Linked DNA regions of Homo sapiens: region 1 is linked to region 2. Evidence: chromatin contacts called from ENCODE Hi-C data. All regions are on one chromosome and are shown on one strand. The core of a region is the stretch at or near the end of the contact, and the rest is flanking DNA. Distances in the headings are between cores, read along the strand shown.

Region 1 (6,089 bases), core at 3,277-5,776, 620 kb after region 2:
CAGGCTAGAGTGCAGTGGCACCATCTCGGCTCACTGAAACCTCCACCTCCCTGGTTCAAGCGATTCTTCTGCCTCAGCCTCCCAAGTAGCTGGAATTACAGGCGCGCACCACTGCACCCGGCTAATTTTTTGTATTTTTTAGTAGAGACGGGGTTTCACCATGTTGGCCAGGCTGGTCTTGAACTCCTGACCTCAGGTAACCCGCCCGCCTCGACCTCCCACAGTGCTAGGATTACAGGCATGAGCCACCACACCCGACCTTCATTCGTTTAAATGGTGCTGCAAATAAAAGAAAAAAAGATTGCTCGATTTTACTTCACGTTTATTATAAGTGGCAGTGCTTTTAGACAAGTTCAACAAGTTTTTGTTTTTTTTCTTTGTCTTACGGTGCTGATGAACAAGTTTTTTAATCCTGTAAAATGTTTCCATCTTTATAGCTAGAGGTTTGCCTATATCCATCATTACTTACCATAAATTCCATCTAGAGGGATTACGGGGTCAAAAAATAAACACACTTATAAGGCTTTGATGGATATTGCCAAACTGTTCTCCAAAAACGTGGTTCTAACATACATTTTCTCCAGCAGTGTACACTTAGTATTTTAACCTGCACTGAGATTACCATTTAAAAAAAAAAATCTTTGTCTGCATAGCATTTGGAAATCAGCCTTCAGGACTTCCCCAAACTCTCTTCTTTTGTTCCTCTAGTCTCCTGCTGCCTGATCATCTAAATTACACCTCTGCCCTTCTCAGACCTACTTTTGTTTGTGCTTTTCCACTGCTCAAGTCTTATGGTGGCTTTGCTATAACACAGAAATTTGCCTAGCTAGTATTTTATCCCCTTAGGGCCAAAGTGTCAACTAATCTGATAAACTAATCCATGCTAATGTAAAAGGGCTCATTTCCAGCAACACGTATGCAATATAACACGCAGTTTAAGGAAAATATATTGTCTACAACAGCAATGCCTTTTATCTTATAGAGCAGTGGTTCTCAAGTTTTGCTGCAATGAAGATCATCTGGGGAACTTTTCGTTTTTTATTTTTATTATTATTATTTTTTTGAGACGGAGTCTCACACTGTTGCCCAGGCTGGAGTGCAGTGGCCTGATCTCGGCCCACTGCAAGCTCCACCTCCCGGGTTCACGCCATTCTCCTGCCTCAGCCTCCCGAGTAGCCGGGACTACAGGAGCCTGCCACCACGCCCAGCTAATTTTTTTGTATTTTTAGTAGAGACGAGGTTTCACCGTATTAGCCAGGATGGTCTTGATCTCCTGACCTCGTGATCCGCCCGCCTCGGCCTCCCAAAGTGCTGGGATTACAGGCGTGAGCCACCGCGCCCGGCTGGAACTTTTCTTAAACACTGCTAAGAACGTTCATCTCCCAGAGATTCTAAGTAAGTTTGGTATGTGGTGTAACCTGGGCATCAAGTGTTTTGTTTTGGTTTGGTTTGTTTTAAACAGTTCTTAGGTGATTCTGACATAGCATCTGTGTTTGAGAGGAGTCAGAGAGATCCTAAGTAGCTGCTTCTTAAGGAATATGGGGAACCCCAAGGAAAAAAAGCACAATGAACATAATCTCAATAGTCTGACTCACTGCACAAGATAAAGGACATAAAAAATGCTAAAGCATAAAGTATTTGCCAATGACAACAGAATAAACTAACATTCACATTTCTTAATGGTAGGCAGCTGATGCTGTCTTAGGAAATAGGCTGAGCTTAATCTCTCAAACAGCTTAAATTGCTTTTGTAGTTGAGCCAATCAACTCAAACTAAAATTATCTGAGTAACGAGGTTGACACCATGCAATTTATTTATTTATATATTTTTTTGAGACAGAGTTTCACTCTTGTTGCCCAGGCTGGAGTGCAGTGGCACAATCTCGACTCAACGCAACCTCCGCCTCCCAGGTTCAAGCGATTCTCCTGCCTCAGCCTCCCAAGTAGCTGGGACTACAGGCACCTGCCACCAGCCCTGGCTAATTTTTTGTATTTTTAGTAGAAAGAGGTTTCACTATGTTGGCCAGGCTGCTGGTCTCGAACTCCTGACCTCGTGATCCACCCGCCTCGGCCTCCCAAAGTGCTGGGATTACAGCGTGAGCCACCGCCCCAGGCCATGACACCAGGTAATTTAGTAGTAGCACTCCAGGTTTCAATCACATAAATTACTTCCAGTTTACATTTATTTTATTGCTTCAAAAAAGGTAAGCATTCTTATAGATGTTCCCACAATCCACAATGGACCCTTGGGGACAACTAGAAGACTCACTACAAGTACCAGGCACTTAAATACATTACTAAACCTTATAGCAAACCTACAAGGTAGTTTTTTGCCCTATTTTACAGGGAAAACTCAGGAAGATTTGAGGTGACACTGGAAAATTGCTTTATTGGGTAGAATATGTTTCCATCTGATCATAATGATCTTTCTGATATTTCACAATTTAGAGGAGAAGTGATAAGAGCCATTTTTCTGCAAATCCACTCCTGAGCCACAGTGTCAGGTGAGAACACTGGTTACCTCATCTATTGCTGACTTCAGGTTACACCCACTATCATTCCCAAGCACCACCTGAGGGTATACTCTGTGGAGGACCTTACACAGCCTTGTCCTTAATGGGCTGGCAAGCCTAGCTGGGAAAGAAAAGCTTTTCTCCAAACCTAGCTTGTCCGAGATTAACTTATGATGGAGAAGACTTCTTTGGTGACCTGAAAACTAAGAATAATCTCTGCAGCCAACACAGCAGTTTGATCTTTTTCCTGTTTTCCTCTGTTTAAGTTATTGTAGTAGACCATTAACCCACCCAGGTAAACATCACTGTTCCTCAATCTTTGAAGGGTATTACTTTCAAATTACATAATTTCATGGGGGAGGAGAGGGAATGCAAGGCTTCCTACAACAAGACTGACTTTCTTGACACCAGTGCTAAAGAAGGGGATGATCATTTTCACCATGTCAACATTATAGGAAGCAAGAGGAAAAGAAGGGGGGCAGGGGTCTATAGCTTCATAGACCTTTCCTAAGAGACAAAAGGGGCTTTGGAGGTGAGAATGTGGCTGAATTCAGGAAAAGCAAATCCACGCTAGGAATGTGCTGCAATATCCTAGTAAGGGGACTTTTCATAGGATAAAGCCCCACAGATTATGTAATCCTACACATAATGAGTGGACAGGGAACAGGAACATAAACCCTCTGGGAAAATCATGACTTTTTTAAAATCAGCTTTCTCAGGTTGAAATGATTTTTTTTCTCTTTCTCTAGTTGTCATTTCTGAAAGAAAGAGTTTATAAAAATATTCTGAGATTAAAGCCCAAGGTTGTGGGGAGGGAGGAGGCTTGGTTTTGGAGAAGGTTAGAGTTTAGATAGAGCAGGCTGCTCAGAAATACTGTCCAATCAGAGGGCTCAGCCTTGGCTGCAGACTGTAGTTTAGATTTTAGATTCTCTGACACTAAAAATAATGCCTCTTACCATGGAATAAACCAGAGACAGTTATATTTTCCTGTGTATGGAAGGAATGAACACACGCCCATGATACAGTGGAGAGAAATGTTACCCTCCCAGGTTAAGGCAGGTAACCTCGCTCAGGAAAAGGTTATCTGACAGCCAAGGACATAAAATAAATGCTGCAGGGCAAGCAGAAAACATGCATCATGCAAACCAGGGCTGCCGCCTCCTCACCTCCTTTCAGCCAGCCCAGCCTCCCAGTCCTCTTTCTTGGGCTGAGCTGAGATCTGCCTCGGGTGAAACGAGAGATCCCTATGGTTCCTCAAGTGCTTGGATGGAGAGCCCTGCCTGCTGTCTCCGGGAACGGAGCGCTCCACAGCCTGGGGACATTGCGAGACTGCCCTTGCCTGCTTCTGCTTCTAAGGTGGCTGCATTCCCAGGAACCAGAGCCTGCTTTTCCCGAGCTCTCCTAAAAATATTTATCCTCTGCCGGTCCCTATGGGAGAACGACAGTGTGAAGAAGGGTGGTTTATAAACTGCTTAAGGATTTGCCTTTTGACGTTGCAAACCAAGGAAGAGGAAGATATTTAGGACAGACGAAGGTTTAAACAGTTGTCAAATTCTATTCAAGCACTTCTTCCCCGTCACAAACGCAGACGGGGAAATGCAGATCTAGCCCGCTGCTAGCAAGGAGGCGAATGCGATACCCTGAAAATTCCCGACTGGACCACCTCAAAAAGCGACAGCCTCAATGCATTAGGAAAAACCTGCGTTTTCGTGGAACCCGGCGGAGGAATTTTGTATCCCCTTCAAATATTGCGTAAGAGGAGGAAGAGAGAAGCAGCGCTGGGCTGCACCTCACCACTTGCTGTGCACCCCGGAAAGTGGCGTCCAGCAGCATCAGCTTCCAGGGGTCGGACACGGAGCCAGGCAGCGGGATGTAGACGTAATAGGCGGCCAGCGCCACCAGGGCGGTGAGCAGGACACAGGACGACCTCATCTTGCCCTGGCTCGGCTCGCCAGCGGGCTGGCAAAGAGGAAAGGGCGATACCACCCGGAGACCTCCGGCAACTTTCTGCCCGCGGCAGCTGCTCATTCACGCGTTTCTTATAAGCCCAGGAGCCAATCAGAGGCTGCGTCGGGAGGAAGTTGGAGCGCGGACATGCCCCCTCTACGGTGTCCTTGCAAAGTGTGGCAGTCACTACAGGTTTGAGGAAGGCTCTGTCGCTGCTCTGGCCGTAGGCACAGCGGACTCTGGAGGACACTGGTTTGTACTGCATGCGTGTGAGGATGGCTTTCCTCCTGGAAGGTCTCAAACGGAAAATAGTTTCAGTGTGACGAGTCTCTGGACAAAGCAAGTGGGTCATTCTGACTCAGAGTACTGAGAAAGGATATAAAAATTCTGTTTTCTGGAGCCAGACTTGGAGTGGTTTGTAAGTTCTAGCTGATATATGGCAAAAGAAGATATTAAATTCTTCTGGCTCAAGCAATGAAAGGCCAGTAGTACATCTAGCACCCAAGTCTTGGTTTCTAAATCCTATGCTCCAATAAGAGGAACCACGGCTTTTTGACACAACCTCTGGAGAAAAGGCTGATACCAGGGCTGGGGCTGTAAAGTACAAGATGAACCTGTTGTGCCAGAGATGCGGAAGTGCTCAAAAAATGATAGGAACTGGTCAAAGGTCCACAGCTGCCAGCTTGAAGGGTCTCCCAGTGGCTGAAGCTGGGATAATTTTACCATCAATATAAATCATCATAATGGATAACCCATTGATTAAAATAAAACTCAACAATCTATATTAATATAAATAAATGAGGAAAGAAGAAAGGCTTTTCTTAAAATAGAATGCCAGCTAGTATCCATAGAAAATCATAAATGAATGCTAAAACTAGAGGGTAAAAATTTGACACAGAATTTTGGTCCTTCATCAGAAGATCTCTCCACAAATTACTACAAAGGGAAAAAATAATAACTTTTTATTGGAGAAACGTGTGGATATCACCTGAAAAATTCTTTCAGTGAGTCAATGGTAGCAGAAATACACTTAAACCCAGATTTCTTGTTAATGATTGGGGGTGAGGAGGGGTGGGTGAGTACTGAATGGGAGAGAGAAAACTTCACTAGCAAAATTTCAACCAGAAATCCAGAAGGAAAACAGTTAGAAGACCTGTTTCAAGAAAGTGGTAGGATGACAACTCCAAACTTATTGATGAAGGTCTTAAAACACCTAGTATATATAATTATGCATCTTAAGATGGTAATTTTAATTTAATCAAATTAATAGAAGTGAAATAACCATAAATTTGGTTCTGATAATGAGATTTTTAGGAAACAGTTGGCTTCTTCTTCAACATTGAAGGAAAACTGATAAGAAGGGCACACTTTCATGGTATTTCAAGCAAGTTCTCTCTCTCTTTTTTTTTTGTTTTGTTTGTTTTTGGTGTTTGTTTTTTGTTTTTTTTGAGACGGAGTCTTGCTCTTTTCGCCCAGGCTAGAGTGCAATGGCACGATCTCAGCTCACTGCAACCTCCACCTCCTGGGTTCAAGCAATTCTCTTGCCTCAGCCTCCTCAGTAGGTGGGATTACAGGTGCCCACCACCACACCTGGCTGATTTTTGTATTTTTAGTAGAGATGGGGTTTCAC
Region 2 (6,181 bases), core at 67-2,566:
ACCACTAGCAAATTCTAGAACATCGGCATTGTGTAACCACCACCACTAGCAAATTCTAGAACATCGGCATTGTGTAACCACCACCACTAGCAAATTCTAGAACATCGGCATTGTGTAACCACCACCACTAGCAAATTCTAGAACATCGGCATTGTGTAACCACCACCACTAGCAAATTCTAGAACATTTTTGTCCCTTCTAAAAGAAACCTCATAGCCGTTGGCAGTTGCTTCCCACCGTCAACCCCAGCCCCAAGCAACCACCAGTCTACTTTCTGTCTACATTTGCCTATTCTGGACATTTCATATAAAGGGAATCGTACATTATGTGGCCTTCTCTAACTGGCCTTTTCTACTTTGCATAATATTTTCAGGGCTCATCTATGCTGTAGCATGTATCAGTATTTTATTCCTTTTTAAGGAATGTATCCATAAAATGGATACATTTAAGCTATGCGTCCATAAAATGGATACATTTTTGTGTGTCCATTCTTCTGTTGGATGGTTTCTCCTTTTTGAGTTATTTAAGTAATGCTGCTGTGAATATCTGTGAGGAATCTGCGTTTTTAAACAAGCACCCCGCTTAATTCTGTTGCTGATAGTTCCTGCACATATCTGGAGAAACTCTAACCTGAATGGTTAGTGTTGTAGAATGACTCCCCTCACAGTGCTAAGTCCTCTGTTCCCCATCTCTTATGGGTGCTTCTGCTTGAAGAATCACTGGTCTGTGAGCGGGTGTGTAGTGGCTTAGTGGAAGTGAGGTTCCAGAACTAAATTACATGGTCTGCATGTGCAGGGTAGAGTGGACAGAAGGGACATGACAGGGACAGTAGGCAGAGTAAATGGGTCCTGTACTTTTTCAGAATCTAGTAGTGACTTGACTAGTTCCTGAACTAGGGTGTTGCTGCTGGTGGTGGTAATGGAAAGGAAGAGTCAGAGGTAACAGACTTCATCAAAGGAATACTCTCTTCAGTAATGGTGATTTTAAAATACTCGGCAATTTTTGTTTTTCATTGACTCAGACACAGTTCTGTCTAATTCTGACCTTATCTATTCCTATCATCCTGTTGTTCAAAGTAAATGTATTTTTACCAACTGTTTGAGAGAGGAAATCCTGGGATAATTAGCTGAAGGATATAGTGTAATAAAAAAATACCAAGTTTTGATATTTTGAAGCCTCTGATCTACTAGGGATGTTTAGATACAGTACAAGCCTGAGTCAGAGCTGAACTTCTCAAAGTTCTTTTTCAGACTTGGGATTCTGTGGTATATTCTGAAACTGAAAATAGCTTCTAGGAGATTCACAGTCCCCACCACCACTGCCCATTGGCGCCACTGGGCCCAAAGTGAAGGGCCTAGAACAGCTCACACCTTTTTCTGAGAGCTATAGCACAGCTTTAGAAGAGAGATTGTCGCAGCCAGTGACCCATATCGGGTACTCATAGAGAGGGGTTTTGTTTAATAGGATTACCCTTGACCAGATATCCATGATCTGTTTCACATTTTTCCGTTAGATTATTTGGCACAGATGTGATCAGATTGCCCTTAAGATGCTCTTTGTTCTGTGTACTATTTTTCCCCTCTCCTAACACAAGCATCATTAAAAAAGTCTTGGAGCATTGATACATCAAAAGATTCTTCTTTCTACCTACTTTATCAAAATCACTATGAACACTTTGGTGTATGTTCTTCTAGACTCTTTTCTTTGTTAAAAAAACAAACAAACAAACAAACAAACAAAAAGCCTAGTTTTGCACAGAGTATCACAGCGTGCACTTCCTTGTTAACCTGTTATTTCCCCCTACAAACAATGTGTTGTGAACACCTTCCTATGTTAGCAGATTGATTTCTACAGCATTTAAAATTGGCTGTAGAGTTTTGCATTGTATGGATAAAATACCTTCCAAGTTTTCACTGTTTCATACTGTGATGTATGTTTTCATACATTGTTCTAAAATATCTTAAGCCACATCGTACATATTGCCAGTTTGGTTCTCTGTGAATTTTACTGGTAACAATACAACCTAGATGCTCAGGGTTAATTAAGTATTCTGGGGCAAAGTGCCATTGAACCTGGTTCCTGGTACATACATTCATTCTGATTATTGGTTGGGATAGGTTTATAGTTGTGAAATAGGTGCTACAGACAGTTAACATAAAACATCCTGTAGCTCTCAGAAGATAGAAAATGCACCCTTTAACTTTCAGAAACTTGCATACCTATAAACGTAGAAACAAGGAATTGCATTTTTATTAATTCATGGAATCCAGTCTTCATAATGGATTTAAATAATTCTATTTAAAATATGTGCACACAATCTAAAAGCATTTTGTCATTGTAGCCTAATATCATATAAAAAGAAATTGTGCCTCTGAGTGCACAGTGGACATACCTGTTGTATCATCTGTTTTTCTGGTTTATTGCCATCTTTCTGCCAGAGTCCAGGACCCTAGAGGAGAATTTCACCATCTTCTCTGAAGTAAAATGTGATTTAGGAACCAGCTTGCTTATTTTTTAAAGTAATGAGTATCACTGTTATGTATCAAAAATAAAAAAATAGGCAGATTGATTATAATCTGTAGCCCCTTACTGTAAATTTCAAATAGAAAAGCAAGATTGAGAGGAAATACATCATCATTTTAACAGTGGCTATTTTTGAGTGGTGAGATTATGAACAATTAAACTTTCTTCTTGCTTTTCTGTATTTTCAGATTTCTAGAGTGAACATGTATTATACGCTATAACGCATAGGAATGTGGGAATAAAAATACGGGCCAAATATTTTTAAAAGGTATGGGATGAGGGCGGGTGGGCTGGAAAGAACCCATAAAGATAAGAGTGGGTAGTTACTTTTCCACTGTTAAAGAATGAGGCTTGCCAGCTCCTAAGGAAATCTCTGACCCCACCCTGTACTTTTCAAGCAAGAGCTTTTGAAGTCTTTTGTGCTAGTTAGAGACTAGCATAGTTAGTACAGCTAAGTAAGTATGTAACAGATTCTATTATTAGGTTTATCTTTGCTGATTCCCATTTGATTGACAGCGAGTTCTCCACCCAGAAAGTTTGATTTATTTTGGCAGTTGGAAGAGGATTTTATGGAGCACTTGTTATCTAAAAAAAGTAAGGCTGTGGAACCTGCTTCCCCCACCCCTCTTTTTTAGCTGTTTGGGTTGGTCCTAGTGAGCATGCCTAATCTAAGGATTACTCAGCAAACATGACCTTAGGGCTGGTTTTGTAAATGTTACCAAATCTATTACTTAACCACAGATGTTCTTCCATTGTTGTGTCCCACAGCCAGAGTAGAATGGTGACGATTAGTTCTGTGAGACTTGGATAAAACCTGTATTCTTTAGGTCTCTTTGTATGTGGTGGTTTGAAAGTATTTCCTCACAAAAATTTAAACAATCACATGGTGCAAAGTAAATTGAATTATGTTTTCTTAAAAAAGTTAACTTATATCATTATACAAATTATAGATGCTCATTGTAGAATATTTTAAAAAATATAGCAAGTTCAAAAGAAAAATACAACTTATTCGTTATTCTATTATCCATAAGTTAAGCATTAACATTTTGGTTCTATTTCATTTCAGTCTTTTAAAAAATTGTGTATACATATATAATCTGACTGTGTAAATTGCACTAAGCATTCTATTGTGAACACTTCCTCATAGTCTGGTTTACTTTTTCTATGTTGTAAAAGCAACTTCCTGACACTAGTAAATGGTATTATTTATGATGGGCATGGATACACATATCTTTTATTTTACAGCAGCTGCCTTAAGTAGACTTCCAGTAAATCCTTGAGATGTATGTATTACTTGTGATATTCTTTATTATTATACCCAAATTGATAGATTAGTAGAACTGGCAGGGGCATTGGTCATGGAATTCAGTCCTTTAATTTGAGAAATAATCCTTTGAGCTGGAGCTGCAAGAAATTTTTTTTTTTTTTTAAGAAATGAGAAAAATAAGCCAGAAGAGTTGCCCTTTGCCCAATATTATTAACTTATTTAATGGCCGTAAGATAACACTGTTGGAAGCAGCTGCCTCTTTTCTTGTACAGGTTGGGAAGTTGGGGTATTGAGAATTTAATCAACACATTTTTTTAAAGAACCAGGTTGTACTTCCTTACATGCTCAAGTATGGAGGAAAAAGCCAAACCCTGAGGCTAGTAGTTTAGTATTGAATTGCCAAAATCTATTTATTAATTTCATTTTTCATTCACCAGTTGATTTGATGGCATGTGTAAGCAGTCACCATTGTCTTGATTTCCTGCATGTACCTGTACAGAAGTCATTGTTAACATGATACTACTGACAGTACATGCTTTTCTAGTTGAGGAGTTAAAATAATTTTTTGGCTTTGCAGTTAAACACAGTGGTCGGTATTTAAGGTATTTAAGGAATCGGTATTTAAGGAATCAGTGGAGTTATGAAGTAATATTTGAAGTTTTGATTTTTTAAAAATTGCACATTCAATGTTAACACCTTTCAGTTGGCTTTGAAAAAGCAGTAGATTCTTGGGAGTACTTTCCAGAATATTTGAGAAAAACAATTATGGCTTAGTATTTTTTTTTTAAAGAAAAACAAAGCAATACCCTGAGAGATTATCTAGAAAAATGAAATGGAATTGTTGAGTTTCCCCTTCACCTTGGGAAGAACTCGGGGGAATGGTTGTGAACAACACTGGCTTTGTTGACCCTGAAGTGTAGGCAGTTAGGGCCTGTGAACATGGCATTTATAGTGGTCCACCATCCTTGCTGCCTTGGAAAATTCTTTCTGGAATGGCAGAGGTGCTCTTTGCAAGGCGTGCTTCCTGTGTGAGTACCTATTGTGGAGTCCTCGGTTGAATGGGAGGTTTGTGAGAAGTGGTTTCCCACCAGCACACAATGCTGCCTCTCGGCAATGTAAATACACATTCCACTCAGGGTCAGGCTAACAGTGACTGGCTAGAGCAAACGCCTTCGCAAAGAAAGATATTTTGGAGTTCCATTTATTTATAGCGGCCAGTGGAAAATTAATATGCTTGTTAAATCTATTTTTAAAAATGAAAGGGAAGTCTCTCATCTGTTTGTTGAATGCAAATCAATTAGCTGTGGCATATTTTGATTTTGCTAATTTGTTGCTCTAGGAACTGAATTTCAATGTCCTACTAATTCCTTTGTCTATATTTGAAACTTGAGGTTCTCATTTTAAAAGTTCTCTTTATGCTTTGGAAGACTTCTTTTGGGTTCTTTGATGAAAGACATAAATAAATGAATGACCCTAGAAAATACTAGATCAAATCATGGCGGGACTTAAAATGGGCTCATTGAGCAGTAAATGAAGGTCTAGAGATCAGAGCAGATATGATTCTTCCTTAAGAATGGCAACACAATATTATTTGTCGTTACTTCCTTAGTGTTTGATCATTTGCTTTGAATCTGGGGCATGAGTCTGATTACAGGAGAGATTGCACGGGGATCCCCATCTAACAGGCCTGGATTTATGGGTGTCAAGTCTCCACCTCTCCTGTACTCTGCTGACAGCCCCAGCAGGAAGTACCTGGCCCCCAACATCAGTTTTCTTAGCCCTCCAGCCTGCTTTTCTGCTCTCATGATTTACCAAATGAATTTGCCTCACAAATGTTCTCTAATGAGTGTGGCATAAAGTCCTGGAGAGAGACATCTGTGGTAGAATTAGAATACCTCTTAATTTGGATTAATTTGTTCTTCCTTTAGACCCTGTCAGGTGAACTCTAGTTGTATAATAGAAAGTATAAAGGAGGGACAGCAATCTGTTTTTTTTATGTTTTTACGTATAACTTGCTTGTGTGGAGCAACAACTCTCAAAGTGTCGTCTGGGAGACCCTTGGGTACTCCTAAGACCCTCTTGGGGGTTCATGACATCAAAACCATTAATAATCCTAAAATGTTACTTGTGTTTTTCATTCTGCTTCTTTGAGTTTATTGGTGACATTAACTGAAAAATATTTTGTGTGTGTCTTTTGTGTTCATATAAGGAGAAGTACTAAAATTGAATTGGAGAACATGCCTTTTATACCAAAGCTGAAATTTAAAAAGATTTTTCTGGAAAAATTTTAAAACCCGTTAATGAATTCCTTAAATTTAGAATTTGTGTAACTTCAGCACAGAAGAGTGTCTTGCACAGAGGAGAAACTAAATAGGTATTTCTTAAATGAAT

What was found. A loop is a pair of places that touch in the nucleus more often than their neighbours do. Pooled maps may share reads with other maps.
Region 1: a pooled map shows a loop between it and region 2 (2.7-fold over the local background). The contact joins the promoter of NCEH1 here to the enhancer-like site in region 2. A Hi-C loop is called at or near these places in 1 of 168 maps with a recorded cell type or tissue (naive thymus-derived CD4-positive, alpha-beta T cell) and 6 of 50 pooled maps.

The regions. Positions count from the first base shown.
Region 1 is chr3:172,706,541-172,712,629 of GRCh38, forward strand. NCEH1 (neutral cholesterol ester hydrolase 1) reads right to left here and starts at 4,527. Exons shown (of 5, transcript NM_020792.6): 1 at 4,307-4,527. The coding sequence starts at 4,444. RefSeq lists enhancers at 3,979-5,178, 4,308-4,577, 4,499-4,793, 4,838-4,977.
Region 2 is chr3:172,094,080-172,100,260 of GRCh38, forward strand. All of the region lies in intron 1 of FNDC3B (fibronectin type III domain containing 3B), which reads left to right. Among named protein-coding and RNA genes, the nearest start is that of FNDC3B, 58 kb to the left of the region's middle. Within about 2 kb of position 1,317, at least 2 of the 41 ENCODE cell types and tissues checked have a DNase peak (open chromatin) inside an H3K27ac peak, as active enhancers do.